Regions from separate parts of the Homo sapiens genome. Here regions 2, 3 and 4 are each linked to region 1. Evidence: chromatin loops called from intact Hi-C (ENCODE). Cell type or tissue: Caco-2. All regions are shown on one strand. Region 1 overlaps LOC124902744 (a long non-coding RNA gene). Region 2 has its middle 23 kb from the start of LINC02719. Region 3 has its middle 190 kb from the start of LINC02719. Region 4 has its middle 150 kb from the start of LINC02719.

Evidence for each region. A loop is a pair of places that touch in the nucleus more often than their neighbours do. Peaks named below come from ENCODE experiments on the same cell type or tissue, not always from the same donor. Only the 100,000 strongest peaks of a DNase experiment are listed, where the experiment ranks them.
Region 2: it touches region 1 in a loop (16-fold over the local background); 11 of 110 quality-filtered maps call a loop at or near these places.
Region 3: a loop joins it to region 1, with 1.8 times the contacts of the local background. A loop is called at or near these places in 8 of 110 quality-filtered maps.
Region 4: a loop joins it to region 1, with 2.1 times the contacts of the local background. A loop is called at or near these places in 5 of 110 quality-filtered maps.

What each region holds. Positions count from the first base shown.
Region 1 is chr11:106,582,193-106,590,192 of GRCh38, forward strand. All of the region lies in intron 1 of LOC124902744 (a long non-coding RNA gene), which reads right to left. Among named protein-coding and RNA genes, the nearest start is that of GUCY1A2, 430 kb to the right of the region's middle. In Caco-2, no CTCF peak of the experiment used is centred here; a DNase peak (open chromatin) is centred at 3,049.
Region 2 is chr11:106,151,424-106,159,423 of GRCh38, forward strand. No RefSeq gene overlaps it. Among named protein-coding and RNA genes, the nearest start is that of LINC02719, 23 kb to the left of the region's middle. In Caco-2, CTCF peaks have their summits at 722 (motif pointing right) and 4,956 (motif pointing right); a DNase peak (open chromatin) is centred at 4,998.
Region 3 is chr11:106,316,095-106,324,094 of GRCh38, forward strand. No RefSeq gene overlaps it. Among named protein-coding and RNA genes, the nearest start is that of LINC02719, 190 kb to the left of the region's middle. In Caco-2, a CTCF peak has its summit at 3,486 (motif pointing right); a DNase peak (open chromatin) is centred at 1,484.
Region 4 is chr11:106,273,898-106,281,897 of GRCh38, forward strand. No RefSeq gene overlaps it. Among named protein-coding and RNA genes, the nearest start is that of LINC02719, 150 kb to the left of the region's middle. RefSeq lists an enhancer at 2,900-3,483. In Caco-2, a CTCF peak has its summit at 3,170 (motif pointing right); a DNase peak (open chromatin) is centred at 3,194.

The DNA of each region.
Region 1 (8,000 bases):
CTTTCAACACTCTCCATTCTGTTACTTCCAGCAATTACCTGTAATTGTATCTCCAACTAAGACAATTAGTAAATAAATACAAATTCTTTTTTCATGATTTTTGTTGATGCTATTTAAATTCTAAGAAGCTTTATTAATTTTGGCTGCTTATAATAATTTCCTTCTTTCTCCTCCAACCAAAATTGTTAAGTGCTCTGCTCTCAAAAGCTTGCTTGTTAGTCAATGAATTGCATGCAGTAAGTAAGACTAATATTCTGAAGGAAAAAAACAAACTACCTTAGTGAAACCACTGAGACTACAGGGTGGTAGCAATTATATCTTAACAAAGAAAGGACACTGAAATATTTAATAAATATTTATTTACATTCATAATAACTAAATGTATTAGTTTGACATGCATATATTTATCTCTCCATGCATCTGTTGTTGTTTTTTCTTGAAAAGTGATTAAAATAAAACAGAGATATACTTATTTGCTCAAATGCTCTGCCTTCAGACATTGCTATATATGCACAAAAACTCCCAAGTAGTCTTACATGTAAATTTTAAATAGCAATTCTCTCAGCAGTCACAACACATGCAATCATATCCCACCAATTCAAGCCAATAAGATGACGTATATTTAATTTAGACCTTTGCTTGCAAAGTGCAGTTCATGGAAGCAGTAGCTGTATCACTCAGGATCTTGCTAGAAATTTAGAATCTTGGGCTCCACCCTAGAACCCCTGAATCAGAATTTGCACTTTAACAAGAACTCCACATGATGCAAATAAATGCACGTACAATTTGAGAAGCTCTGCTCTAGCCCAGGATGTACATTTCAATCACCTTTTAAAAACGCAATTGCCAAGCTTCTGGGCCAGATTTACTGAATGCAAATCTCTGAAGGTGAGTCCCAGGACTTGGTAAAGATTTTTACAGGTGATGTTCATAAAAAGCCAGGACTGGAGATCTAAGGGAATTCTTTAATGCTGTAACAGAGTGACTTCCTCTGACCCCTAATTTGCTAAACCACTTGTCTGCACTTTAGAAAAGTAGATTTTGACAAAATAAAGAGGATAGATTCTATGTGTTCTCAGAGGCAAAAATTCAAAAATGGAAAATATCTCAGTATACTGGAAGGGTCTCTAAAGTCCATATTTCTATAAACAGTTGCATATTAATAGCCTTTTTGGAAAGGAGAGTTGCTGAGTAGTAAGGAGTCCAAAGTGCTCAGATTTTAATATACCATATATAGAAGATGGGTTAGAGCTGGCTAAGAAAATGTACAGCAAAGTGTCATAAGTGTATTATTATATTGTAATAATATGAAAACTAAAACCTAGAATCCATTTATTTATTCATCATTTTTTATGTATTTATTCTGATAAATATTTTATTTTATTGAATGCATACTAAGTATGTACCTCTGTGGCAGACACTGATATAAGCTGAGCTATAAAAAGTATAAAGATGATGTACAAACACATGCTTTTTAAATTAATTTTTTAAAAAAAATTTTTGAGTACATAGTAGGTTTATATATTTATGGAGTACATGAGATACTTTGATACCAGCAATAAGTAATAATCACATCATGGAAAATGGGGATCTGTCCCCGCAAGCATTTGTTCTTTGTGTTACACACAGTCTAATTATACTCTTTTAGTTATTTTCAAATGTACAATTAAATTATTATTGGCTATAGTCACCCTGTTGTGCTATCAAATACTGTCTTATTTATTCTTTCTAAGTATACATATATTTGTACTCATTAATCATCCCCCACTTCCCCCTTGTAACCTCACTACCCTTTCTAGCCTCTGGTAGCCAACCGTCTATTCTCTATCTCCCTGAGTTCAATTGTTTTGAATTTTAGATCCCACAAATAAGTGTTAACATGTGATATTTATCTTTCTGTGCCTGACTTATTTCACTTAACATAATGAACTACATACGGTTCCATCCACGTTATTGCAAATGAAAGTATCACATTTTTTTATGTCTGCAAAATCCTCCACTGTGTATGTGTACCACATGTAAATTAGAGGTTGTCTGTCTCCATCTGTCTATCGATGAACACTTAGGTTGCTTCAAAATCTTAGCTATTGTAAACAGTGGTGCAACAAACATAAGAATTCAGGTATCTCTTCCATATATTGATTACCTTTCTTTTGGTAGGTACCAGCAGTGGGGTCACTGAATCGTGGTTCTATTTTTAATTTTTGAGGAACCCCCAAACTTCTCCATAGTGGTTGTGATAGCGACAGGAGACAGGAAAATTCCTACGCAGACAGGGATGGATCCCCAGTGAAACCCAACTTTCAAACCAAGGACAGTTTAAAATCTGAAAACCAAGCTGCCAGTTCCAGATAAAGCCCATGACCAGAGGGAGAACTTCCATCCCCATCTTACCCACTCTCTCTCTATTGGTTCCTTCTGAGTGATGGCTTTTAACCAACCAAATGGTGCTTTTTCCAAGACCACCCATCGACCAATCAGCATGCACTCCCCCATTCTGTTTTTCTGTTTGTTTGTTTTTGAGACCAAGTTTTGCTCTTGTTGCCCAGGCTGGAGTGCAATGGCACGATCTCAGCTCACTACAACCTCTGCCTCCCAGATTCAAGTGACTCTCCTGCCTCAGCCTCCAGAGTAGCTGGGATTACAGGCAACCACCACCACACCCGGCTATTTTTTTGTATTTTTAGTAGAGACAAGGTTTCACCATGTTGGCCAGGCTGGTCTCGAACTCCTGACCTCAGGTGACCTACCACCTCAGCCACCCAAAGTGTTGGGATTACAGGCGTGAGCCACTACACCCGGCCTGCACTCCCCCATTCTAAACCTATAAAAATCCTGGACTCAGTTTCACAGATGGCGACCCACTTTCAGGTTCTCTCTCGATGCTGAGAGCTTTCTTTATGTCGCTCAATAAAATTCTCTGCCTTACTCAGTCTCCCATGTCCACATACCTTATTCCTCTTGGTTGCAGGACAAGAACCCAGAACTCGCAGAACTGTGACAGTAAAAGAACTGTAGTGCTCCTGCTCACTGAGCTGCTGGCAGCAGGAGTAAAAGAGCTGTAACACTCCCTCCTGCTGGCTGAACAATGAAAGAGAAGAAGCCGCATGGTTGTACTAATTTAGATTTTCACCAACAGGGTACTAGAGTTCTCTTTTCTCCACACCCTTGCCAGCATTTGTTATTGCTTGAATTTTTGGATAAAAGCCATTTTAACTGGGGTGAGATGACATTTCACTGTAGTTTTGATTTGCATTTCTCTAGCGATCAGTGATGTTGAGCACCTTTTCATATGCCTGTTTGCCATTTGTATATCTTCTTTTTGAGAAATGTCTGTTCAAATCTTTAGCCTGTTTTTTGATCAGATTATTAGATTTTTTCCTATAGAGTTGTTTGAGCTCTTTATATATTCAGGTTATTAATCCCTTGTCAGATGGGTTATTTGCAAATATTTTCCCCCATTCCATGGGACTTCATCTCACTGTGTTGATTATTCCTGTGATGTGCAGAAGCTTTTTAACTTGATGTGATTCCATTTGTTCATTTTTGCTTGGTTTCCTGTACTTGTGGGATATTACTCAAGAAATTTTTGCCCAGGTCAGTGTCCTGGAGAGCTTCCCCAGTGTTATCTTGTAGTAGTTTCACAGTTTGAGGTCTTAGATTTAAGTCTGTAATCTGTTTTGATTTTTGTATATGGTGAGACATAAGGGTAAAGTTCTATTCTTCTTCATACAGATTTCCAGTTTTTCCAGCACCATCTACTGAAGAGACTGCCCTTTCTCCAGTGTATGTTCTTGGCACCTTTGTCAAAAACGAGTTCACTGTAAGTGTATAAATTTGCTTCTGGGTTATCTGTTCTGTTCAGTTGGTCTATGGATCTGTTTTTCTGCCAGTACCATGCTGTTTTGGTTACTATAGCTCTGTAGTGTAATTAGAAGTCAGGTAGTGTGATTCTTCCAGTTTGTTCTTTTTGCTCAGGATAGCTTTGGCTATTCTGAATCTTTTTGCATGCAAATTCTTAGAGCTACATTCAGATCAATGAGATGAGACAGGGCCATTGCTTGAGTAAAGCTATAATTTTACAAAGAAAAACATTGTGGAGAAATAAAGTAGTCCTTATTTTACTTCTCTCTTCTCTGCCATTAAGAATAATACACACGGCTGGTCACAGTGGCTCACACCTGTAATCCCAGCATGTTGGGAGGCCGAGGCGGGCAGATCACGAGGTCAGGAGATCGAGACCATCCTGGCTAACATGGTGAAACCCCGTGTCTACTAAAAATACAAAAAATTAGCCAGGTGTGGTGGCGGGCACCTGTAGACCCAGCTACTTGGGAGGCTGAGGGAGGAGAATGGCATGAATCAGGGAGGCAGAGTTTGTAGTGAGCGGAGATGGCGTCACTGCACTCCAGTCTGGGTGACAGGGTGAGACTCCGTCTCAAAAAAAAAAAAAAAAAGCATAATACACACTAACAGAAAGGGTACATGAAACATTATATACAATGAATTAAAACCCAAAAAGGAAATAAGTTGTTAACAGAACATATAGTTATTGTTAATTAAGTCATGCCTGCAAAAATTACCTGGCAGTGAATGGGAAAAACTTGCAGGTATGTTCCTAGAAATATTATAAACATGGAGAATGTTACCTTCACTTGAAAAGTAGCACTTGCCTTATGGTTTTATCTACCAGTACTTTGCCTTTTTCACTGTACCATGGAATATTCCCTCAATATTGTTTAACTGAATTTTCTTGACAAACTCTTTTGTTACAAACAGCACAAAATATATTCTAACCTAGTTGCATTGAAAACATATTAATTTTAAATTAAAATATATCACTTGTGAGTTCTTACATATATTATTAATTCTGGGTTCTATTCAGTGGTTAGCAGTTTCTACATGTTCAGGAGCACCAGTTTTGTGTAGCTCTTCCCAACTCTGGGTTCAGCAATCCCATTGGTAAAAATTGGTCATAATGGGAGCATGGGAAATTAATGAATGCTACAATTCAGGGTCTTTTTTTTTTTTGAGATATGGTTTATTAACATATCATTGGACATTCCTGATGAATGTATTGGTGAAGATCTATAAAAAATGCAGTGCAGGAAAAATATAAATTCAAGTAAACCTAAAAATTGTTTAATTTTTATAGTCTTTTTCATTACCAGTCTTTTTTTTTTTCTCAGTTGCTATCATTCTGAAAAAGATCTTAATAGTTTTCCTGGATATAATACTGCAGTAACCCCCTTAGTTCTTCTAACTCCATGGACTGTCTATTTCTGAACACTATATAAATTGACTCATTTACTATATATTATTTTATGTGTGGCATCTTTTGTTAAATGTGAAATTTATACTGTTGCATGAAACTGAAATTTATTCATTTTCATTGTTATAAAATATACTCCCTAATATGCTATAATTTATTTTTTATTTACTATTTATAGACATATTAATTATATCCTATTTGAGGATATTATGATTGCACATATATATGCATTTCTATTCAAGATTCCTAAGACTGAAATATCTGGGTCAAAGAATATGTATATGTTCAATTTCATCAAATACTACTGAAAAGTTTTCCAAAGTGGCTGTAAAAATTTATATTCCCATCCGCAATGTATGAGGTTTGAGATACTCCACATTTTCATAAACACTTGACATTGCCAGTCTTTTTAATTGTAGTCATTTTGATGTATGTATAGTGGAGTCTCATTAGGTGTTAATTTGTTTTCCTCCAATGATTAAGGAGGGTAAGTACTTTTTCAATACTCATTGGCTCTTAGGATGTGCTTCTTTTTTGGAATTCCTCTTCAAGTTTTGTTTTTGTTTTGTTTTGCCAAGATTTCACTATTTTTTCTATAGATTTCTAGAAATTCTTTATATATTTTGAAAATGAGCCTTCAGTTGGATGGAAGTATGAAATCATATTCCAATCTGTGGATTTGTCTTTTCACTCTTTTAATGGAATATTTTTATTAACAGAATTATTTCAATTTTATTAACAGAATTATTTCAATTTTATCACAGTTAAATCAATGCTTTTATACTACAAAATCTTAACCTAAACCAAGTTCATAAAAATTATATTTTATGTTATCTTCTAATAGCTTCTGGAAACTTTTTTATCTTTCTTGTTTGGATCTAATTTCATCTGGAATTTACATTTATGTATGAACTAGGAGTCAGGTCAGTTCCTCATCACCTGCCACACATATGTGCATGCGCGTGAGTGCATGCGCACACACACACACATACACACACACACACACACACACACACACACACCCACAGATAACTAGGTGTTCCAGCACTGTTTTTTGAATGGATAATCTTACCCTATAACCCTGAAGTATGTACTTTTTTATAGTTCAAAAGTTTGTACATGTATGGACCTGTTTCTAGTATATCTATTCTAAATCGTTGGTCTATTTGTGTATCCTAACACTAATATCATGACTTAATTAATGTAGTTTATAGTAAGTCTTGATTGATGACATACGGTGTCTTCTCTATGCGCTCATCTTTAACATCGTCTTAGTTATTGCTGGATGCTTAGTTTACATGTATATATTAGAAATAGCTTGCCAATTTACACACATATACCTGAGATTTTGAAAAGATTATATCGAATCTATTATATTGACCATTCTCATCAATGAATACTGTATAATCTCAATTTATTTAGGTCTTCTATAAATCTCTTAAAAATGTTTTAGACTTTTAATATATCCTTAGATTTGGCTTGTTCATGTTTTGTTTAAGATTGTTAAAGCTGTTTGCATGGGAAATACTACCTGTAATTGTCCTTTTGAAATGTATCTGCTAGGTTTTGATATCAAGATTACACAGATCTCACAAAACATCATGGTAAGTATTCCATTCCAATTTTTTCTCTAGAATAATTTTTGCAAGATTAATGTCATGTCTTTAGCTGTTAGAAATCACCAAACTTCTAGTAGAAAACATCTGAGCATGGAGTTTCTTTTGGGGAAGGTTTTGAATAATGTATACAATTTCTTTCATAGATAAAACTAATCTGATTTTCTTTTTTCTGTGGGGAAAGGTAAGTTTGATGAGTTGTATTCTTTATAGGATTTTTCTCCATGCCAACCAAATGTATAGCCATAAAGTTTTCACCTTTTCCTTGTAGTATTGTTTTCAATTTCTAAATTTCTTTTCTTTATTATTTCTCTTATTTTCTTTGGGTTAATATTCTGTTCTTTGTCGAACTACTTGATTCAGATGCTGAGATTATTGATTGTCATTTATAATATATAAACCTAAGTGTATAATTTTCTCTTTGGGCATGTATTTAGCTATATTCCATAAATTTTCATATGTAGTATTTTCATTATTATTTGGTTCAAAATATTTTCTACTTTTCATTATGATTTCTTCATTGACTCATGGGTTATTTAAAAGTGCATTTTAAAATTTCCAAATATAAGAGAATTTTTCAGTTATCTTTTTTATTATTTCTAACATTATTCCACTGTGGTCAGGAAACATATTTAGTGTGATTTGAGCCCTTCTAAATCTGCTGCGACTTGCTTTATAGCCTACAATATTTTTAATTTCAGTAAATATTTTACATACATTTAATAAGAATGAGTGTTCTAGAGCTTTGTATGTGGTTATTATATTGTATGTAGTCAATTAGGTCAAATTTGTTAAGTATTATATTGAAGCATTCTATAGTCTTAGTGACTTTTTTGGTCTTGTTCTTTGTGTTACTGAGAGAAATGTGCTGAAGTTTTCCACTGTAAATGTAGAGCTGTACATGTCTTCTTGTATCAATAATTTATTTTATAAACCTCCTTGACAAAAAATGGTACCTGAAGAAATTAGGTGCTAAAACCAATAGCTTGTAATGCAGATCCTTTACTTTCAATCTTATATCCATAAAATATAATGTTCTACCTATATCTTTATTGATACAATATGATGGACAGAAATGACCAGTTTCCTGCTCCTACTCACTGGAGCCTCAC
Region 2 (8,000 bases), 430 kb before region 1:
GTCAAGAGCTATGAATCACAGAGCGGGAAAGAAGTCAAATTTTGATCAAATAAAAATATGAAGTCATATATTTTGATTTTATAAAGAAAAAATATAAAAAGCTAAAATCATTTTCTATTAGTATAAATATTAATAAAATGCTATTTATCATACAATACCAAGTGATATTTTTAGGATAATGTGCTCTATGGAAGTATACAGATGTCTCTTTCTTCTATTCAATATGTATTAGTATTCATCTAGAAAATATATATATATTTCATCAACAGATATATTTCACATATTTCATGATATATATATTTCACATATATTTATTATATTTAAAGCAATAATATATTTATAATAATAGTATATATTAAATATATATATTTCATCTGTTGAACAACTAGAGATAAATAAATACCAAGAAAAGGCTAAACATTTTGGGAAAATGTGAGATTTTATTACGAAAAAAGATCAGATTTGAGCCTGAGGAAGAAATAGTACAACTGTCCTTCTCAGGCGTTACTTTTTATTGTACTAGATAATTAAGATCAAGGCTTTTCATTAGCTGATCTGTTTTCTTGCCATTGTGTCAATATTTCGGTCCTGGATTTTAATTTTTCCTCAAATAGACTTAATCAGTTAATCAAACTGCTTTTTCCAGTAATTAGTCTGATCATACATTTTAACCACTAGGGAGAGCTAAGCAGTTTCAGTCTGTCACAATTTCAAGGTGATAGAGGCAGGAAACAGCCAAATGCCTAGGCAAATAGGGAAAGGTCCCTGGAGAACCTCCAACCTGCCCACATCACTGTGCGTGGGAGCTTGCATAAACATGCCTACAGTGAAAAATTCCATCCATTAACACATGAGCAATAAGGAAATTAAATCAGTATGGAGTGGCTCAGACTAAGGGTCTGCATGGGCACTCGGGGAATAGGGTGGAGCCACCAGGAATTTCTGCCTTATGCTGGGGAGGAGCCTGGCCTCTTCAACTTGTGTGTGGTGCCCTGATACTCATTTGTGAGGTGGAAACCTGCATGCAGGACCCCTGTTTGTGTTGAGAGCTTTCCTTTTGCTAAATGAATTCTGCCCTCCTCACCTTTCAATGTGTCTGTGTGCCTATTTTTTCCTGGTCGTGAGACAAGAACCCAGATTAAGCTGAACCAAGGAGCAAAAAATCCTGCATCAAAGGTGTGAAGAGAACCCAAATATATATTGCAAAAATGATCAATTCATCATATGCTTCTGATATTTGTACTGAGAGTTGGTGAATCTAGTTACAGGGAGATGGATTAGACAAACCAAATTGACCAATAGTTTAAAAATAACTGGTCTGTACTCTTCAAACATGAGTGTTAAGAAAAACAATAAGACTGAAGAATTAATTATTCCAGATTAAACCATGATATGACAAATTCTGTTTCTGTCCATGATGAAGTAAAGGGACTGGATTTAACTTTCTGTCTTAAACTACTAGAAAACTTGAAAAAGCATATAAAACAACTGTTTTCAGACATTAAACAACTGGAAGCATAAGACCATGATCCCTGAGAGAAAAGAAACAAATGAGGTTAGCCTGATGACTACACTGGCATTTTGGCTAGAGGCACATTCTTGAATGTGTAGCAAGGAGGGACATTCTAAGCAGATCATAATGGTCTCTTGTGATGAGATGAGGATCAGAGTTCAGGCAGTTTGAAGTAGCTGGAAGTTTCAGAGGAGAGCTCTGACAAGGAGAAAATTATACCAGAAAAGAGCTCCATAAATCTGCAAAGGGGTTTTTATGAGTCTTTGCTAAATACGCATACATAGGATAAAATTCCATGAAATTGGAAAATAAACCGACTAGGAAATTGTGAGCTAAATGTTACCTAAAACTGATTCAAGAATGGAAATCAGGTATTCCTTTATAGTAATGCAAAGAACAGACAAAACTGTTAAAAGGATTAAATGAGTTAGGTATGCAAAATGTTCAGCATAGTGCTTGGTGTATGTAGGGTTGCCAGATTTAACAAATAAAAATACAGGATGCCCAGTTAAATTTAAATTTCAGGTTATCTAAAATTGGACATAGTTATACTAATAATTAGTCATTATTTATCTGAGATGGAATGTATCCTAACAATTATTCATTATTTGTCTAAAATTTAAATTTACATGAGGACTCAGCTTTTTAACCTGGTAACCCTGTACATACATTAAATGCCCAATTAATGTTAAACAATGCTACTACTGCTGCCACTACCACCTTGCAACTGAAATTAATTCCCAACACACTGCAAAACTAAAGTGTTAAGAAAATTAGGCCTTTTTGCAGACCTTTTGAGGTGATTATTTTTGTCCTACCTTGAGCCTCTGATATTACCGACTACTCTTACTTGAAGTTCTCTCTTCTTGTGCCTTTGGGACGACACATGGTTTTGATGCTCTTTTGATTTTCTTCCAATCACTACAATGCTTAGGTTCCTTCTGTGTCATTGTTTTTCTCTTTCTCCCACCAACTGGCATTGTAGGCATTGCCTAAGGCTCAGTCTTTGTTCTTTCCTTATTTCCTTTCATTCCTTTTTTTTTGAAAAGCACGGCTTTTCTCATAGTTTTAGTCGTCACTTTTATGTTGATCTCTATGTCATCCAAGCTTCAGTACTGCCCTCACCCTCCTGCTTTGAGCCTGGATGTCCAGCTCACTACTTAAAATGTCCGTGTAGTCAACACAAGGGACTTCAGGTCCAACGTACACAAAATTAAACACTTCATCATGCTTCTCAATGGCCTCTCCTTCCAATTTCCTGAGTTTTGTACTAATATTCTTTATTTTTGACTTTTCTTTCTTCTTTAATCTTTACAGGTAATCAGTCTCAATTTGTATGGTTTCTTTGGGTAGTGGAATGAAAAAAATGCAATTTGAAGTCAAAATGAACTGCAACTACTTCTGCCTTCTGGGTTTTTGTGTGAGTTTGGGAGGGAACTGTGGTGAGAATTGGCACTATATATTTCAGGGGGAATGTAAATATCTATACTGCTTCCTTTCATTTACAGAGGCTTTTGGGTATGAAAAGCAAGGCACAGCTGAAACTTTAGTCTCTGGTAGTTTGTTTATTTACAGAATGGTAACACTCAGAATTGATGAACTTTTTTTTTTTTTTTTTTGGACAGAGTTTTCCACTTGTTGCCCAGGCTGGAGTGCAATCGTGCAGTCTCGGCTCACTGCAATCTCTGCCTCCCAGGTTCAAGCAATGGTCCTGCTTCAGCTTCCTGAGTAGCCGGGATTACAGACACTTGCCACCATGCCAGGCTAATTTTTGTATTTTTAGTAGAGACTGGGTTTCACCATGTTGGCCAGGCTGGTCTCCAACTCCTGACCTCAAGTGATCCAGCCGCCTCGGCGTCCCAAAATGCTGGCATTACAGTCGTGAGCCCCGGCGCCCAGCCTGAACCTTGATTTTTAACAGATCTTATTAATGAATGTTCGGTTATGCAAATGCAAATCCAGAGCTGAGGAGTGGGTGGAAAACAGACATTTTCTATAAAATAAAGGGTAGGAATTAAGAAGTAATAGAGACTCAAGGGAGTAAGGGATTTAGGCAACAAAGTGGGAAGCTGGAGTCTCCAGAGAAAGTCTCCTAATGAAGAACCGTGGGTGTCAGGCTACTTAGAACTTGTCGGAGCATGGCTGTCTAATGTTTAGTTTAAATGGCTTACTTAGCAGCACTGTATAACATCATTACTTCAAACCTTTAGCAAAGTCTTTTTAATACAAAAATATTCAGTGTTGAGCTGGGTCTATATCTGAATTTCTTTTCTTTTTTTTTTTTTTCTTTTGAGACGGAGTCTCTCTCTGTTGCCCAGGCTGGAGTGCAGTGGCACAGTCTCGGCTCACTGCAAGCTACACCTCCCAGGTTCACGCCATTCTCCTGCCTCAGCCTCCTGAGCAGCTGGGACTACAGATGCCCGCCACCACTCCTGGCTTATTTTTGTATTTTTAGTAGAGACGGCATTTCACCGTATTAGCCAGGATGGTCTCGATCTCCTGACCTGGTGATCTGCCCACCTTGGCCTCCCAAAGTGCTGGGATTACAGATGTGAGCCACCATGCTGGGCCCTATATCTGAATTTCTATGAAGCAGAGACAAAAAGAAGCCACAGGGGTTTGAAGATGACGAAGAGATTTCACCCAAAATAGGGAGCCAAAAGTGACCACGTGGGCCCTTAGAAATGTACAGAAACTTCAGGAAAGATATTGAATTTCCTATATATTGAAGTAGCCTAAACCAATTTCATCTAAACCTCAAAGGACAAGGTGACTTTAGCTGCCATTTGGGTTACATTCTTTTCTTCTTTTTTGAGACAGAGTCTCACTCTGTTGCCCAGGCTGGAGTGCAATGGTGTAATCTCGGCTCACTGCAACCTCCGCCTCCCAGGTTCAAGTGATTCTCTTGCTTCAGCCCCTCCAGTAACTGGGATTACAGGCACCCACCACCATGCCTGGCTAATTTTTGTATTTTTAGTAGAGATGGGGTTTCGCCATGTTGGCCAGGCTGGTCTCAAACTCCTGACCTCAGGTGATCTGCCTACCTTGGCCTACCAAAGTGCTGGGATTACAGGCATGAGACACCATGCCCAGCCATGGGTTATATTCTTTTAACAGACTCTTAGAATCTGTCTGTTTCCACTTCCACCACCTCTAGCAAATGAGGTGACAGCCATTGCCTCCTGATGGGTCTCTTGGTCTCTGTTACTTCCACTTGTACATATCCATTCTTCTACCAATCTTCCATTTTGGTTTTAAGGATTCTAAGTCAGAAGTTCTTCTACCAGTTAGCTGTGTGACTCTTGCCATAACACAGGAAGATTGATAGTTAATTCTTGCTTTTCAATACTATGAATTTCTTTAAATGATGTTGGATCACAGAACAGTCACATACTGAAAGCTCTATATTTTGCTTAATTATAAACATGACTTTACTCTTTATCGCCAGCAGATGGGGCCAGGGAAAAGATTTCGCCAAGATTCCAAATGCTGACGTTTCTTTGAAGCAGCTGCTTTATCTCAGGTTCTTACACAATCCTCACAACAGCCCTATTAAGTAGAAATTATAACCTGTTTTACAATGGGAAAGTTGAGGCTGAGAAGGTTAAGTCATTTGACCAAGTCTGCATGAGTTAGTAAGTGGCAGAGCCAAGATTAGATCACAAATCTGACTCCAAACCCCATGCTCTTCCTATACTGTGTTTCCTCTCAGAAGAAAAGGAGAAGAAAAATGCTTATTTCAGCTATGTTCCCTAGATAGCAAAGCACTGAGCATTTTTGGAGATTGCAGGTGAATTGATGATTAAGCAAATTAATCATGAAAAAATGAAGTGTAAGGATTTTTAGCAGAGTTATATGAGCAGATCAGTGAAACGCAAAGTAGCAATAACCAGGGACTCTATGTTCTTGCCTTTCTTAATTCATGAAGTTATTGTAAGAACCAAAAGAGAAATGGACCCAAAAAAAGCACAACAAAAAGTATACTCTCCAAATATGGGGTTTAATGATTTTGGTTATTATTGTTTGCAAAATTATCCTTTGGATCCTATTTGTGCAGTGATTTATAATTGATTTTTTTACAGAATGTTGGCTTTTCCTGGGGAAGCGTTTACTAGCTCACTTCATAAACCTGACAGCTGCAGGCAGGTGCAATGCACAGCAGCAGCAGCAGCAGCAGTAGGTTTGCACTTCTGGGAACAGCTGGAAACTGGGAGGAGATTCTATCCAGATAGGTACTATGGAAATACAGATGGCAGAATCTGACAAGTTCTGGTGGAAGGTACATACACTTAGGCTTGAATTTTAGGCAGAATTTTTTGAGGTAATGACATTTTATAATAGTAGACAGGGAAGCAATCACCACTGAACTCCATCTCTGTCCAAATCCTGCAGTGTACAAATAATAGGTGTAATAAAGATTAGACAGCCTTGGGGAGAATTGGATATCGTGCAAATAGAAGCAGTTTGAAAGTAGTATTACTTTTCCTTTGCAAAAGCAGTATACGTCTATTTTTTAAAAGCAAGAAAATTTATATCGATCAAGTGAATGTCTCATTTTCCAATTTTCATCTTTCCCCACAATCCCTCTGCTAAAAGTTTGTCATGTATTTTTCTCTCATTTTAGCATATTTTCTCTCTTAAATATATGTATTTGCTCTCTTTCTCTCCAAATACACACACAATATGTATATGGATTATAAATGCATATATTTATGTATTATAGTTCATTTATTATATATAATGTGTATATGTATTTAAACAAAAATTGGACTCCTACTATAACTCTTCTGATTTTTGCTCCAGCCACTTACTCTATTGTGAGCATTTTTCTGCATTAGTATGTTCAACTGTACCTCATGGTAAAAGCAATTTCAAAAGCTAATTTAGAAATAGTGACAGAGAGAATATAAAGTAATACTTTGCAAGGGCTGCTGAAATAAAGAAGCAAAAGGAAATGAGTGGGAGAAATGGCAATGAATAAACAGAATGAGTTGGACAATTGTTTCTATCTCTTTATCTCTCTGCCTCTGTATGAAATACTCAGTTTTTTATTTACAAGGTGAAGTGCCTCAAGAATAAAAGTTTGATTCTCATAAATCTTTAGATGTAGTTGTTTTATGGTTAAAGAAATCTTTCATATAAATGGGCTTAGAGAACAAATAGAAAAAACACACAGGAAACTAAAAGCCAGCAGTTTCTTTTGCTGTGTAGGGCCTCTTGCTAGAACCAACCAATCCGTACAGACATCACTTTAGAAATGGGATTTATTTATGTTATTGCTATTATTTTGCTCACAGTTAAATGGAAAAGCATACTGTGAGTTTTGCTATATAAAAACAAACAACACTGCTGGAATGTATTTGACATATAGTGTTTCTGCACAAGAAAACTTGCAATGATAATTTTCTTAGAGGGAGGACTAATGCTCCCAGAGATATTCTGGATGGAGTTGAGTTTAGAATATATAAAAGGTCTAAGAACTAACATAATGTTAAAATAGTTCTTAAAAGAGGTTTCTATGTTCGCCAAGTGAAACAGCAAATTCAAATGCGTTTTCAGTTTCTACACCTGGAAATAACTCTAGAGATAAGATTAATGAGGTGTTGGAATTAACAGGGCAACATAAGCAGCACCATTGGCCCCTCTAAATAATAGCCTCCTTGATTTGAAGGGCAAGGCCAACTCTCACGTACTTGTTTGCCTTCCAGAAATCTCTTTTTATGGCACTTCCTTAATATTCAACAGAGCTCTCAAAAAGAGTTAGGGATCATGAAGAAATAAATGCATTCAGCTGAGTTTTCAGATAATCTATTGAACTAGTAGGGGGTGGAATATGATGGGGATGTGGGTTACAAACAAAAAACTAAGCCAGCAAACCAACAGGCAATCAAATCATCCCTGCCCAGAGAGCACTTATAATCTAGCTGTGGAGAGCAAGCTAGCAGAAGACTAATTTTTAAGTACAGAAGGCTATTCAACTCCTTGAAGACCAATATTAAGATTTGGGATTAGAGAATATTAAATTTTCATCTTTCTGGTGCTGAGTGTGGTGGATAGATTCTAAAGAGGCCCTTATGATCCTGCTCCTGCCTTCCACACCTTTATGTAGTCCTCCTCTCCTCCTCTTCCTCCAAGTGTAGAAGAAATCTGTGACTTCCTTCTAAGCATTAGAATATGACAAAGGAAATGAGATGTGTGGGATTATGCATATATGGTTATATTAAATAAGATCACAACTTCCAGGCTAGGTGTCCCTGGTGGCTCATGCCTGTAACCCCAGCACTTTGAGAGGTGAGGCAGGCAGATCACCCGAGGTCAGGAGTTCAAGACCAGCCTAGCCAACATGGTGAAACCCTGTCTCTACAAAAATACAAAAATTAAGGCCGGGCACGGTGACTCACGCCTGTAAACCCAGGACTTTGGGAGGCCGAGGCGGGTGGATCACGAGGTCAGGAGATTGAGACCATCCTGGCTAAAACGGTGAAAC
Region 3 (8,000 bases), 270 kb before region 1:
GTCTTTGAAATGCTGCCTTTATGGTATACTAAGAATTCATTTAGATTTGCTTCTGTTTCTGGGCTTTCTCTACTCTTCCATGAAGCTACCTATTTGTAGCAGCAGTTTCATTCTTGCTTAGTGTAGTTTTCCTGTATTTTTGAATATTTCATGGATAAATTCCCCTTCCATTTTTTTCAAAATAATATTTTGAATGTTCTTTTTACTTTTATTATTTCTGATGAGCTTTGGAATCCTTTTTTCCATGAAGATATACATATCAGTTAGAATAAATTTTGTATGCCTGAAATAGAAATTTAAGCCTTTGGCAGAGATTGCACTCTGTGCCCTTAGGCTTTTAGACTAGGGACCACCCTCTGTTGCTACCCCTAAGAACCATGTTAGGAATGAATCACTGTGAGCTCATTCTCTAAGACATGACATATTCTACGGGGTTTTTTTTTTAATGCATTTGTTTTTTAAACTGATAAACTTTCAGGGTTCAGTGAGAGGTTTTTAAATTGAGATTTTAATATTTTTAGTAGGTGCCTATTCTTGTTTTTTAAAAGAGGATTTTGAAAACTCTTTTTCTTTTTGCTCCATTTTATTTTATTTTATTTTATTTTTATTGATCATTCTTGGGTGTTTCTCGCAGAGGGGGATTTGGCAGGGTCATAGGACAATAGTGGAGGGAAGGTCAGCAGACAAACAAGTGAACAAAGGTCTCTGGCCTTCCTAGGCAGAGGACCCTGCAGCCTTCCGCAGTGTTTGTGTCCCTGGGTACTTGAGATTAGGGAGTGGTGATGATTCTTAATGAGCATGCTGCCTTCAAGCATATGTTTAACAAAGCACATCTTGCACCACCCTTAATCCATTTAACCGTGAGTGGACACAGCACATGTTTCAGAGAGCACAGGGCTGGGGGCAAGGTCATAGATCAACAGGATCCCAAGGCAAAAGAATTTTTCTTAGTACAGAACAAAATGAAAAGTCTCCCATGTCTACTTCTTTCTACACAGACACAGCAACCATCCGATTTCTCAATCTTTTCCCCACCTTTCCCCTTTTTCTATTCCACAAAACCGCCATTGTCATCATGGCCCGTTCTCAATGAGCTGTTGGGTACACCTCCCAGACGGGGTGGTGGCCGGACAGAGGGGCTCCTCACTTCCCAGTAGGGGCAGCCGGGCAGAGGCGCCCCTCACCTCCCGGACGGGGCGGCTGGCCGGGCGGGGGCTGACCCCCCACCTCCCTCCCGGACAGGGTGGCCTGCCTGGCGGGGGCTCACCTCTACCTCCCTCCCGGAGGGGGCGGCCTGCCGGGTGGGGGCTGACCCCCACCTCCCTCCCGGACGGGGTGGCTGCCAGGCGGAGATGCTCCTCACTTCCCAGACGGGGTGGCTGCCGGGCGGAGGGGCTCCTCACTTCTCAGACGGGGCGGCTGCCGGGCAGAGGGGCTCCTCACTTCTTAGACAGGGTGGCTGCTGGGCGGAGGGTCTCCTCACTTCTCAGATGGGGTGGCTGGGCAGAGACGCTCCCCACCTCCCAGACGGGGTCGCGGCCGGGCAGAGGAGCTCCCCACATCCCAGACAATGGGCGGCCGGGCAGAGACGCTCCTCACTTCCTAGATGGGATGGCGGCTGGGAAGAGGCGCTCCTCACTTCCTAGGTGGGATGACGGCCGGGCAGAGATGCTCCTCACTTTCCAAACTGGGCAGCCAGGCAGAGGGGCTCCTCACATCCCAGACGATGGGTGGCCAGGCAGAGATGCTCCTCACTTCCCAGACGGGGTGGCAGCCGGGCAGAGGCTGCAATCTGGGCACTTTGGGAGGCCAAGGCAGGCAGCTGGGAGGTGGAGGTTGTAGCGAGCCGAGATCACGCCACTGCACTCCAGCCTGGGCACCATTGAGCACTGAGTGAACGAGACTCCGTCTGCAATCCCAGCACCTTGGGAGGCCGAGGCTGGCGGATCACTCGCGGTTAGGAGCTGGAGACCAGCCCGGCCAACACAGTGAAACCCCGTCTCCACCAAAAAAACACGAAAACCAGTCAGGCGTGGCGGCGTGCGCCTGCAATCGCAGGCACTCGGCAGGCTGAGGCAGGAGAATCAGGCAGGGAGGTTGCAGTGAGCAGAGATGGCGGCAGTACAGTCCAGCTGCGGCTTGGCATCAGAGGGAGACCGTGGAAAGAGAGGGAGAGGGACACCGTGGGGAGAGGGGAGAGGGGAGAGGGGAGAGGGAGAGCCTGAGCCTTTTTGCTCCATTTTAAATAAACTACAGTTGATGGCCTAGTAAAAGGCACAGGTGTGAGGATGGTATATCCTTGTGGAAAAGCTTTGGGATGCCTGGTCTTCTTGCTGGGTAAGAAGCACTGTGTGCTTCTTACATCCCCAAAGCAGATCCCTAACTCTGGTCCCAGATGAAGGCTTTCCTGCTAAATGCAGCAGTCAGGAATGGTTACAAGGGACACAGTACAACCAGTCACTAACTTATTACTTGAGACATGCAAAACAACTAGTCCCAGTGTTCTCTGGCAAATTTCATCCACAGTATATTGTCTTGCTTTCACTTTTAAGGTTCAGTCTTAAAACTACAGGAGCACACACTACAGAATGTTCTTGCTGAATTAGCTGACCAAGGGAAAGGGGATAACAATATGTCCCTGTCTAAGTGGATTTAAGGTATCTGTATTCAAACTCTTCAAATCGTTTGAGCCTTCAAAAGAAGGGACAGCCTTGCCATTGGTCAGTATATCTTGTCATTAATTATGACATGGTGGTTTCTTTTGTTTGGATCTCTCTTTGAGACAGAGATTATAAATACGATTACACAACTTTCAAAATTCTGTCAACAGTTTTGTTTTAGATTGAGCTACTATCTCCTGAAGCTGTAAGTGACATTCTGAAATTTCCTAATCAAATGGGCCTATGGTTTGTGGATTTGCTTTCTCACACTGGCCAAGTGACATAAAAGCACTTTGCCATAAGGGGTTTTTAAAAAGTCTTACATAGTCATCCTTTTCTGGCTTTCCTTCTACACAAAGGCCTGAGAGAGAAAGCAATGGCAGTACAAATGAATGAAATTTAATAGATTGTTTTAATTTAAGAGCAACAATTCCTCTGGAAATTAATCACATTGGACTGAATGTGAGCTAGGAGAGCAGCAGGACTTATTTCCCAGTCTTGAAAGGATAAAGTTAAAATATGTCTGGAGGCCAGGTGCGGTGGCTCACGCCTGTAATCCCAGCACTTTGGGAGGCCAAGGTGGGCGGATCACAAGATCACGAGATCGAGACCATCCTGGCTAACACAGTGAAACCCCATCTCTACTAAAAATACAAAAAATTAGCCAGGCGTGGTGGCAGGTGCCTGTAGTCGCAGCTACTTGGGAAGCTGAGGCAGGAGAATGGTGTGAACCCGGGAGGCAGAGCTTGCAGTGAGCCGAGATCGCGCCACTGCACTCCAGCCTGGGTGACAGAGCGAGACTCCGTCTGGATTTAAAAAAAAAAAAAAAAGTCTGGAACCAGCAGATGGCGCCAAAAGCAACCAACCTCTAATTGTTCTCATTGCTCATTAACATAAGATACTCCCACCAAAGCTTGACAATTTATATTTGTCATGTAAATGACCCAGCAGGATGGCAATGATCCAGAAATTACTAGCCCCTTTTCTAGAGACTTCTGAATAATCAGCCTCTTAATTTGCATGTAATTAAAAGTGAATGTAAATGCTGCTAACCAATAGCTCACAAGTGCTGAATCTGGGTCACTACCTATGGGTTGGCTCTGCTTTGCAAGGAGCAGCTCTTGTTGAATAAAAGTTGCTGTCTAGGCTGGGCGTGGTGGCTCACCCCTGTAATCCCAGCGCTTTGGGATGCCGAGGAATGCAGATCATGAGGTCAGGAGATGAAGACCAGCCTGGTCAGCATGGTGAAACCCTGTCTCTACTAAAGATACAAAAAATTAGCTAGGCGTGGTGGTGGGCACCTGTAATCCCAGCTACTCGGGAGGCTGAGGCAGGAGAATCACTTGAACCCAGGAGGCGGAGGTTAAAGTTAGCCAAGATCGCAACATTTTGCGCCAGCCTGGGCAGCAAGAGTGAAACTTAATCTCAAAAAAAAAAAAAAATTAAAAAATTTATCTGGGCACGGTGGCATGTGCCTGTAATGCCAACTACTTAGGAGGCTGAGGCAGAAGAATTGCTTGAACCAGGGAGTCGGAGGTTGCAGTGAGCTGAGATCGCACTACCGCACTCCAGCCTGGTGACAGAGCAAGACTCTGTCTCAAAAATAAAAAAGTTGCTAACACCGCTGGCTGGCTCTTAAATTTTTCCTAGGTGAAGCCAAGAACCCTCATGGGTTAAGCCCCAATTTCAGGACCTTGCTTGTCCACCTGCAACAAATGGACTAGTTTTTAGTAGGCACTCATTTTATTACTTCCAGCTTTGGGAGATCATTTTTCATAACTCTCTCACTAGTTACCATTCCATCTTTGCAGACATAGTTTTGTCAGCTCAGCAGATCTAACTTTCTCCATCAGGGTTTCCTGTGGTAGCCTCCTGGCTGAGCTAACTGTGGCTCATACGGAACAAAAGACCTAGCTTTGCAGGTGGGGGTTTTAAAGTTTAGGTTCCAAAAAAAATTAGGGCAAATGCTTAACTTTGTTTCTCATTGTTTTCCTTCTATCATCCTTGAGGATAATAGATAAACAATTTGATTTAATTTATTTGCAGTGTACATCTTCCTTTGAATGACTTCTACCATTCTATCTTAATTTGCGGTTTATTGGAAAGTCTTGGTTCTGTTATGGTGGTCTGTATAACCCATCTCAGATAATAAAACAGCATGGTTTCCTGAATTCAGTGGAAGAACAAATGCTTAAGAGATTTTCAAATATAAAATAATAAAGAAAAAACTATTACTAAATTAAAAAGTCAACATTTAATTCTGTAAAATCCACACTTTTAACAGCTTAGTCACTAAGTATATGAATATTAGTTGGCTACAAATTATTTTCTGGGTTTGATTTAAAAAACCAAAGGACAGAAAGAGATATCGAGCAACTTAATTCATCCTTCCATCTTCAGTCAGCTCCACAATTGACTTTCTAGAGTCAGAAGAAATACTTTCTATTATTTATTGCAAATTACCTCAGGTACTTCATGAAAGTAGGTGGAATATAAAATGTTCCACATGCATTGTATTAGGCATTTTATCAATTCATTTAAAACCCAAGTCAGGCAGGGCGCGTTGGCTCACACCTATAATCCCAGCACTTTGGGAGGCCGAGACAGGTAGATCACAAGGTCAGTAGTTCAAGGCCAGCCTGGCCACGATGGTGAAACTCTGTCTCTACCAAAAATACAAAAATTAGCCAGGCGTGATGGCAGACACCTGTAATCCCAGCTACTCAGGTGGCTGAAGCAAAGAATTGCTTGAACCCAGGAGGTGGAGGTTGCAGTGAGCTGAGATCGCACCACTGCACTCCAGCCTGGGTGACAGAGCGCGACTCCATCTCAAAAAACAAAAGCAAACTCAAGTCACATCAAATCACTCCCATGCTCATACCCTTCAAGGACTTTCCATATTCCTCAGATGGAAAGCCAATAGCCTTAGAGTGACAGGTGTGCTCCAGGGCCACCTGACTTGTCTCTTCTGTACCTTAGCTTTCCTACTCCTCCTACACTCCTCTTTGACCACATTAATCACCTCACTCTTCCTGGAACCCACCCAAGCGTGCTCTTGCCACAAGGCCTTTGCACTAACTATCCCTGTTGTCTAAAATTCTCTTCCTGCAAATGTCCCATGTTGTTTTCTCCCTCTCTTTGTTTGAGTCTTGGATCAACCATCACTTTTTTAGAGAGATGTCCCATGACCACCCTGGAACCATGTAAAATGACAATCCTGGTACCATGTCCCTGCCAGACACACACACACCCCTGTTTTTTTTTCTTTACATGATGGCACATATCAAGATTGGTCATGATTTAGTATTTACTTATTTATTTGTTTACTGATGGACTCTTCCACAGGAACATAAATTCAATGAGGGAAGGATTTTGTTTTCTTCCCTGTTGTCTCTCCAATGTCTGAAACAGTGTCTGGCTATGCTCAGTATTAAGTTAATATTTGTTAAAAACTTTGTGAGGCAGAGAAAACCGAATACTATGTGATCTCACTTATGTGAAATCTTAAAAAGTTAAACTCATAGAAGTAGATAATAGAGCAGTGGTTAGCAGGGATCAGGGGTGAGAGATGTCGGTGAAAGGGTACAGACTTTCATTTAAAAGATGAGTAAGTTCTGGGGACTGAAGGTACAGCATGGTGACCATAGTTAGCAATGCTGTGTCATATACTTGAAAGTTGCTAAGGGAATAAATCTTAAGAGTTTTCACCACATATGCAAAAAAGGATAACTATGTGAAATGAGGGATATGTTAACTAACTTCATAGTGGTTTTGGTAATCATTTCACAAAGTATATGTATATCAAATCATCACAGAGTATACTTTAAACATACATAATTTAATTTCTCTATTATACCTCAACAAAACTGAAAAAAAAATGTTGCCCTCCAATTATATGCAGTACTAACACAGTTCTAGGCCCATAATAATACCTTCATTATTATGATTATGATTATGATTATGATTATTATTATTATTGAGACAGAGTCTCACTGTTGCTGTTGCCCAGGCTGGAGTGCAGTGGCATGTTCTCGGCTCACTGCAACCTCTGCCTCCTGAGTTCAGGTGATTCACCTACCTTAGCCTCCTGAGTAGCTGGGACTAGAGGTGTGTGCCACTACACCTGGCTAATTTTTGTATTTTTAATAGAGATGGGGTTTTACCATGTTGGTCAGGCTGGTCTCACCCTTCTGACTTCAGGTGATCGTCCTGCCTCTGCCTCCCAAAGTGCTGGGATTACAAGTGTAAACTACTGTGCCTGGCCCCCTTTGTTAATATTAATTGAATAAATAATGAAAAACATTTTCACCAAAAAAACCACTTTGTGAAGTAACTCAGATGTCACTATTGTTTGAAAATATGTTTATCTTACTATATATGTTTTATATATGGCAAGGATGGATTATGATTTTAATTAAATTGATTCAAATAAACATACATGTTTCTGGGATAGGCCGTGTGATAGCGGACACCAAGACGAATTCATTTTACTTCTGCTTACTACTTCATGGCCTCAGGAAAAGCATAAAACATTTGGCAGCAGCAAGCAATCTCCAAATAATTGATAGTTATGAATTATGTAACAAAAGCAGAGGTAACAGCAAACCATTCTTGTTGTTTTTCCCATAGACCTGATTGTTGTTAAGTAGAAAGGAGAAATTGATACAACAAGAATGGAAATAGCATCTATTTGTTATATTAATTAGTTACTTAATATTAACATTTGCCTTTCCTAAATCCTAAATCTGTTCTCACACTGCTAATAAAGACATACCCCAGACTGGGTAATTTATAAAGGAAAGTGGACTCACAGTTTCACATGGCTGAGGAGGCCTCAATACAAGTAATTTATAAAGGAAAATTCCACATGGACTCACAGTTCCACGTGGCTGAGGAGGCCTCAATCATGGCAGAAGGCGAAGGAGGAGCAAAGGCATGTCTTACATGGCAGCAGGCAAAAGAACATGTGCAGGAGAACTGCCCTTTATAAAACCATCAGATCTCATGAGACTTATTCACTATCATGAGAAGAGCATGGGATAAACCCACCCCGATGATTCAATTACCTTCCACTGGGTCCCTCCCACAACAAGTGGGGATTATTGGAGCTACAATTCAAGATGAGATTTGGTTGGGGACATGCCAAAACCATATCAACTGATAGGAAAAAACTTGAAATAATTATAGTAGAAACAGAAGATCAAAAACCGTTTTGGCTGATGCTGTGGCTTACGCCTATAATTCAACAACTTTAGGAGGTTAAGTTGGGAGGACTGCTTTGGTCCAGGAGTTCAAGACTGCAGTGAGCTCTGATTGTGCCACTACATCCAGCCTGAGCAA
Region 4 (8,000 bases), 310 kb before region 1:
CAAACTGCTTTCCACAGTGACTATACTAATCTATATTTCCACCAACAGTTTGTAAGTGGTCCCTTTTCGCTGCAGCCTCACAAACATTTGTTATTTTTTGACTTTTTAACAAAAGCCATTCTGATTGGTGTGAGATGGTGTGCGATTGTGGTTTTGATTAGTATTTCTCTGATGATTAGTGATGATTATGAGCCTTTCTTCATATGTTTGTTGACCACTGTATGTCATCTTTTGAGAAGTGCCTGTTGATGTCCTTTGCCCACTTTTGAATGGGGTTGGTTTTTTAAATTGATTTGTTCATTATAAATCCTGGAAATGACACCTTTTTTGGATGCATAGATTGCAAATAATTTTTCCCATTCTACAGGTTGTCTGTTTACTCTCTTGGTAGTTTCTCTTGCTGTGCAGAGCTCTTTAGTTTAATTAGGTCCCACTTGTCAATTTCTGTCCTTGCTGCAAATGCTTTTGTAGGTTTAGTAATAAATTATTTGCCAAGGCTGATGTTGAGAAGGGTATTTCCTAAGTTTTCTTCTAGGATTTTTATAGTTCAGGTCTTACATTTAAGTCTTTAATGCATCTCATGTTGATTTTTGTACAAGGTGATATGTAAGGGTCCAATTTCATTCTGCTGTTATCCCAGCACCATTTATTGACTTGCCAGTTATCCCAGCACCATTTATTGAACAGGGAGTCTTTTCTTTGTTGCTTATTTTTGTCAACTTTGTTGAAGATCAGTTGGTTGTAGGTGTGTGGCTTTTATGTGTTTTCTATTCTATTCCCTTGGTCTATGTATCTGTTTTTGTACAAGAACCATGCTGTTATGGTTACTGTAGCCTTGTAGTATAGTTTGAAATTGGGTAATGCGATTCCTCTGGCTTTATTCTTTTCACTTAGAATTGCTGTGGCTATTGGGCTGTTTTTTGGTTCCACATGTACTTTAGAATATTTTTTTCTAATTCTGTAAAATAAACATTGGTAGTTTGGTAGAAATAACATTGCATTTGTATATTGCTTAGGGCAGTATGGCTATTTTAACTATGTTGATGCTTCCAACCCATGAGTATGGGATATTTTTGCATTTGTTTGTGTCATCTATAATCTCTTTCAGTAGTGTTTTGCAATTTTCCTAGTAGAGATCTTTTACCTATATATTTTTTACCTATACATATTCCTAGGCAATTTATTCTTTCTGTGGCCATTGTAAGTAAGATTACATTCTTAATTTGGTTCTCGGCTTGAGTGTTATTGGTATATAGAAATGCTACTGATTTTTGTACATTGAGTTTGTATCCTGAAACTTTGCTAAAGTTTCTATCAGCTCTAGGAGTCTTTTGGCAGAGTCTTTAGCATTTTCTAAGTATAGAGTCATATCATCAGTGAAGAGAAATAGCTTGACTTCTTCTTTTCCTGTTTGGATGCCCTTTATTTCTTTCTCTTGACTGATTTCTCTGGCTAACAATTCCGGAACTCTATTGAATAGTAGTGGTGGGAGTGGGCATCCTTATCTTGTTCCAGTTCTTAAGGGGAATTCTTCCAGCTTTTGCCAATTCAGTATGATGCTGGCTGTAGGTTTGTCATAGATGGCACTTATTATTTTGAAGTATATGCCTCTGATACCTAGTTTGTTGAGTATTTTTATCATAAAGAGATGTTAAATTTTATCCACAGTTTTTCTGTGTCTATTGAGATGATTATATTGTTTTTGTTTTTAATCCTGTTTGTGATGAATGACATTTATTGATTTGCATATGCTGACCTAATCTTGCATCCCAGGAATAAAGCCTACTTGATCAAGGTGAATTAGCTCTTTGATTTGCTTCTGGATTCAGTTTGCTAGCCTTCTGTTGAAAATTTCTGCATTTGTGTTCATCAAACATATTGGCCTAAAGTTTTTTTTTTTTTTTTTTTCGTTGTGTGTTTTTATGGTAGCAGGTACCATTCTTTTGTTTCCATGTTTAGCACTCAAAGACCCCTTGTAAGTCTGGTCTAATGCTAATTAATTCCCTTAGCGTTTGCTTCTCTGAAAGAAATTTTATTTTCCCTTCACTTACGGAGCTTAGTTTCGAGGGATATGATGTTCTCAGTTGGATTTTTTTTAAGGATGCTGAAGATAGTTCTCCAATTGCTTCTGCTTTGAGAGGTCCCTTGCTAGCCTGATGGGTTTCCCTTTGTAAATGACCTGATCCTTTTCTCTAGTTGCCTTTGAGATTTTTTTCTTTCATGTTGAACTTAGACAATCTGATGACTGTGTGCCTAGCAGATAGTCATTTTGTATGATATCTTTCAGGGGTCTCTGAATTCCTTGAATTTTCATGTTGGTCTTTCTAGCAGGATTGGAAAAATCTTCATGGATTATATCCTCAAATTTATTTTCTAAGTTGCTTACTCTCTATTCTTCTCTCTCATGGATGCCAATGAGTCATAGGTTTGGTCTCCTTACATAATAACATATTTCTTGGAGGCTGTGCATTTTAAAAAACTCTTTAAAACTTATTTTTAATGTGACTGTGTTGATTCAAAGGACCAGTTTTTGAGCTCTAAAATTCTCTCCTCAGCTTTATCTATTCTGTTGTTAATGCTTCTAACTGTATAATGAAATTTCCTTAGTAAATTTTTTAGTTCCAGAAACTCAGTTTGGTTTTCTTAAAACAGATATTTCATTTTTTACTTCTTGGATTGTTTTACTGAATTTCTTGTATTCCTTGTATTGGGTTTCAACTCTCTCCTGCATCTTGTTGAGCTTCCTTGTCATTCAAATTCAGAATTCTACATCTGTCATTTCAGTCATTTCAATCTGACTTAAAAACATAGCTAAGGAGCTAGTGCCATTGTTTGGAGGTAAGGGGACACTCTGGCTTTTAGGACTGCCAGACTTCTTGCACTAAATCTTTCTCATCTGAGAGGACTGTTATTCCTTCCTTTTTCAAGTTGCTGTCATTTTTCATTGGGCTTTTTGTTTTTATATTATTACCCTTGAGGGTTTGATTGTGGTACAAGTTGAATTCAGTCAATTTGCTTAGATTCTGGGTGCTTACAGTAGATTAAGACTCTGTATGGGATGTTTATTTGTGGCTAGATTACTGAATTGGGCAGTGTATATGGGCAATTATTTGTTGGTGTTTGTTATTCAGGCTGTGATCCTGTAGATGGCACTTAAGAGTAATGGCTGGCAGTTAGGCCCCTACCTGCAAGCCTCTTTCCCATTTCAATGCATTTGCAGTGGTGCTTTTTGGTGGAGGAGGCAAAAAGATCAGAGAGATGAACCCCTCACCAGATCCATTCCCTGGCCTTAGGGGAGCTCCCTGCAGTCACTGGAACTATTCCTGCAGTTCTTTAGTTTCAAGGGGTGGGGTTCTGTCAGACTGTGATACTGCCTTCCTTACAGACAGCTGAAACGGAAAGTTAAGTTGCCAGGAGACCTGCAGCTCCCTGGGAGCTTGTTGTATCTCTGTGTTTGGCACAGTCGTTGTGGGTTGTGGGATATGTCTGCAGGTGGTCTGTTGATGTAGTAGGTCAAGAATGGGGATCTCCAGGCAAGGCCAGTGTTGCAGTAGGTGTGGAACTAATGTGGCACCTGTACCCAGGGATTTTTGCTCAGCAGACAGCTATAAGGACCACCCATTTATTTCTCCCTTGACCAGCTTTCCTTCTGGTGGCTGTCCCAGTAACTGGCCTGATTAGCTAGTTTTGTTCCAAGCCTACTGCACACAAATTGCTGGGCTATTAGGTGTTCAGGGCTGCAGGGATCCTTCAGTCAGAGGCTGCAGCCACTGTGGCAGATAAGCCACACCCTTCCCAGACCAGCCCTACAGAAGGGGGCACACCCAAATCCTGCACTGACCCATAAACTTGGGCCTCACTCTTCTCAGTGTTCTGAGAGTGAAGGCTCTTTCATGCTTGAGTTCCAGCCACTTATCTCAGCTTCACCCTCCAGAGCTGCATGCTCTTTCTAACCCTGGGGTTTAGGACTGGGCCCTTGGCTTTGTCCTCTGTCCCTTAAAACCAAGTACCAGCTGTGCTGAGGGGCCAAGGTGTTCCCAGGCCACCAGCAAACCACTCAGGCCAGGGAGTGGAGGCTGCACTATGTGCTTGCTTTTGCAGCAGTGGCCATGCAGGGACCCTGCCAGGGGCCGGTGAACACAGGGACATGCAGATCTTGTGTACCCCAGTTCCATGGGAAAGACAACCCTGTTGTCTCCTGGTCCAGCAGTCAGCAAAGGCTAGAGGCACTCAGAGGACTATGGAGAGCCCTGGGAGATGGGCACCTACGGCCATATTTTATTGCCCCTATACCCTTGCAAAATCCCATGCAGCCTTGAGTTCTGTCTCTACCTACTCTCCGGGAAGTTGCCCTGGCCAGCTCAATTGTCCATGGGGGTCATATCTCTTGTAGCTAGGATCTCAGAGGTCTATGGTGACAGTGGGTTGAAGTGCAGTCTCTTCACTCATCGCTTCTTTAGGAGCTGTTCAGGGCCAGGAATGAGTTCTGGTGTTCCACAATCCCATACTGGGTTCCTGGCTTCCTCTCTCTTCAGCCTTGGTGTCTGTGTCTCCTCTTTATAAGCTCTCTGAGTTTTCCCTCAAATGATTTGTTCAAAATATGTTGATTTACTCAATATTTTGGTCTCTTTCAGTTGGAGAGGCTCCTACTGGTTTTGTCTAGTTGGCTATCTTGTCCCTCCCATTCTGTGGTTAACTTTTTATCTTAACTGGTTGTGAAATAAATTCTCCAAAAGTGTTAGCTAATACAGGGCTTATGCTAGCAACACATTTTTGTGTACAAAGAACTTTTATCTTATTTATGTTTTGCAATAAACTTATAAAGTATTTTAGTTTCCACTGTAAGAATATGGAAATAATGCTCAGATGTTATCTACCCAAGATTCACAGCCAGACGTGATCCAAGTCTTTTAACTCTTACCCACACTATGTTGTCTTCTTCTTTGGACCATTTTCAGGGTAGTTTTCATTTCAGAGGGGACATTAAATATTAAGCAGTAGTGACTGTGGAAAGGTAAAGAACAAGGGTGAACAATTCTGCTCAGTATTTCTTCAAATCTCTTTGGGTATCTACAGCTCTTTTCTCCACTTCTAGTAGCTGGCTCCACTCATAAAATCTCCACAGGAATTTACTCAGTTACTGGGGCAGAATTAAATCCACATTTTGGAGCCAGTGTTATCATTTGTGCTAGTCTTTGAGACAATTTAGGCATCTAAATACATATATTAGGGATGGCAAATGGATTTCTATTCCAAGCCAACTCTGTTAGATTATTAGTGGCTATCTCTTTGAAAAGGATTCTAAGTTTGCATCTGAGTTCAGCAGACAAGCATCATGATTGGTTATTCATGTCTGCCAGGCTTGTGTGTGGAGGAAGTATTCAGATACCTGTAGTGTAGTTGCCATTCTTGACATACACAGAGGTAGCATGTTAGAATGGGTCCCAGAGATCATCTACTCCAGTCACCTCATTTTACAAATTAGGGAACCAAGGTTTAGAGAAGGAGGGGAGAGTCTTTCTTATCTCAATCTTGCTTCATTGCTAGTGTGCTACTTAAAAGCAAAGAACAATTTTGATCTGGTATTCTAGTTTGATTTCTTGACTCCATGCAGAAAGTGCTAGCCATTGTACAGGGAGTAGGTGTGATGCCCTGCTTTATGCTCCCATTGAAGATATCTTTTTTGGCTTTCCATACTTATAGTTTAGCTATGTTGAACTCTTCTGTTGCCTTTCCTGGTCACCTGCCTTGGATTCCTCTTTTCTGAGGGTTCTATCTGACCCTGTCTTTAGGTACTGTGCCTCAGTCTCCAGACCTATCCTTCTACCCATCTCACCTCAATCAGCGTGAATCTATTTTATGTCCCTCACTGTTGTTTCATATACAAACCTATTAAAAGATAAGCATTGTTTAATACCTTACTCTCTTGTTGGCTATTTGGGTCATAAAATGGAATTCTTAAAGACACAATTTTTAATCCTAAAAGAAAAATCCCAAATGATTGAAATTTAGAGTATCAGGGGAGGCTGGTTCTTATGTGATGTGAGATATTTTGGCAGATTATTGGCAGCAGCCATCAAGTCAGGGCTAGTCTTGATTTTATAAATATTTATAAAATATTTTGTTTCATCACCTCACATTCACTGAACCTTCCAACTCTTTGATTTCCTTTTTTTAAATATGGTTCATGATAATGCTTAATAGTTGCCCATGTTTTAAAGATACAGAAATCAAAGACACACTGGAGTGATGATTTTCCCTCTTTTGGTGGATTATAGGCAGAACTAGGATGAATAATTGCTGTCTGCAGCTCCACAGCTGCCCCTCCCTGCTCCTTAGCATGAAGAGCTGTCCTGCTGTTCTTTACAGTTTGGTCAAAAGCCGATTTTTCTCATCACCCTGCTTTACAGAGGCTCAGCACACTTCAATAGAATCTGAAGGTATTGAGTTCCCACTAATGATATTTGCTTTTCAAATATACAGTGATACTTTTGTGGATGCATATTGTATCCAGTCTAAACTTACATCCTTTATTTAGTCTCAAACGAAGCTTCGTTCCAGCATGAAGACACGGGATTAAAACATAGCCATTTATCTGCCAGTTCTGGAACATAGAGTACAAATAAACAGGCATTGTATCACCCTGTCAGCCCTTTGAGCTCGTTTAGATCCAGATGGTGGTCCCAAGAAACATTACAGTCCATTTCTTCATCTGTGGCTATGGCAGGGCATGTGTTTTGCTCAGGGATCGCAGGCCTTGGGTTAATGGCAAAGATTATAGACATGGTTCTACATGCCACAAAACTTCCCACAGAAGAGCTATGGGAAAGGAGTTTGATCTGCTAATGTTAAAGTCGTCTATGGAGCACATCTGGAAGCAAAAGGCAACATTTTCCATTTTCAAAGTAGGTAAACAAATAAGCAACTGTGTAGTGTCTTGCATTGACAGGAGAGATCCCTAAATAATAATATTTTTCTTACATGCCAGGCTCTGTGATAGAAAGCATTTACACACAGTATTTCAACTTCACATAACAATGCATCACCAATTATACATAGCAGGTATATTTAAAAGATCCAAGCCTTAGGTATGTGACCTTCACTAGGGTCTTTCACTACCCATCAAGGATGAAATCAGGACTTGAACTCAGTTCCCTCTGACTCAAAAGTCCCTACTTTCTTATACTAAGCTAGTCTGATTTGCAATTTGTATGCAATCTGTATAATCCCAAACTAATGAGACCGAATAAATGTTAGAAATAGTTTCATGTATTACATTTTAAATGACCAATTAATATTCCACAGCATTATATGGGCCAGTATGAGCTTTAAACATAAATAATAATTAGCAGGGCTGAACTAAGAAGAAAATAAAAGCAGAAATCTATCTGATGTGACTTGAGTGGCAATGGGAAGGTCACTCTTGCTTCAGAATAACCCATCTCATCACCATGCCTGGACTTTCATATAATCATTTACTGTTAGACTGAAAGAAACGTTAGAGATCATCCATTTTATTAGTGAGGAAACTGGGCTTAGATTTGTATAGTGACATCCCAAGAGCTCATAACTACTTAGCGTACAAACAAAGAGTCATAGCTTAATGCATATAAAGCTATTAGGTTTTTTAGAGTCCTGATTGAAAATGGAAACACCTAAGGTAAGCATTGAAAATGGATTTCATCATATGCCAACTCAGATTCACAAGTGGTTGCTACACAACATATGTTGACCAGGATTTGGAGGTTGCACATAGAGTCAGCAGTAAAGAATGCCATGATTCATTATTGATGTCTGTTATACCTACAGGAAGTGGAATTCAATAGAGCATGTGCTAAATATCATCTATTTCTGACTTATGGGATGAAAATCCCTCTAATTCCTTATTATCAGAGTGGAGAAAGTCTGTACCATCAGAAGATCTACTTTCACATCCTGACAGCTGTCCCTAATTATTTTCTCATGTATAAAATGGACTAATTTTAGCTGCTTTATCTCCC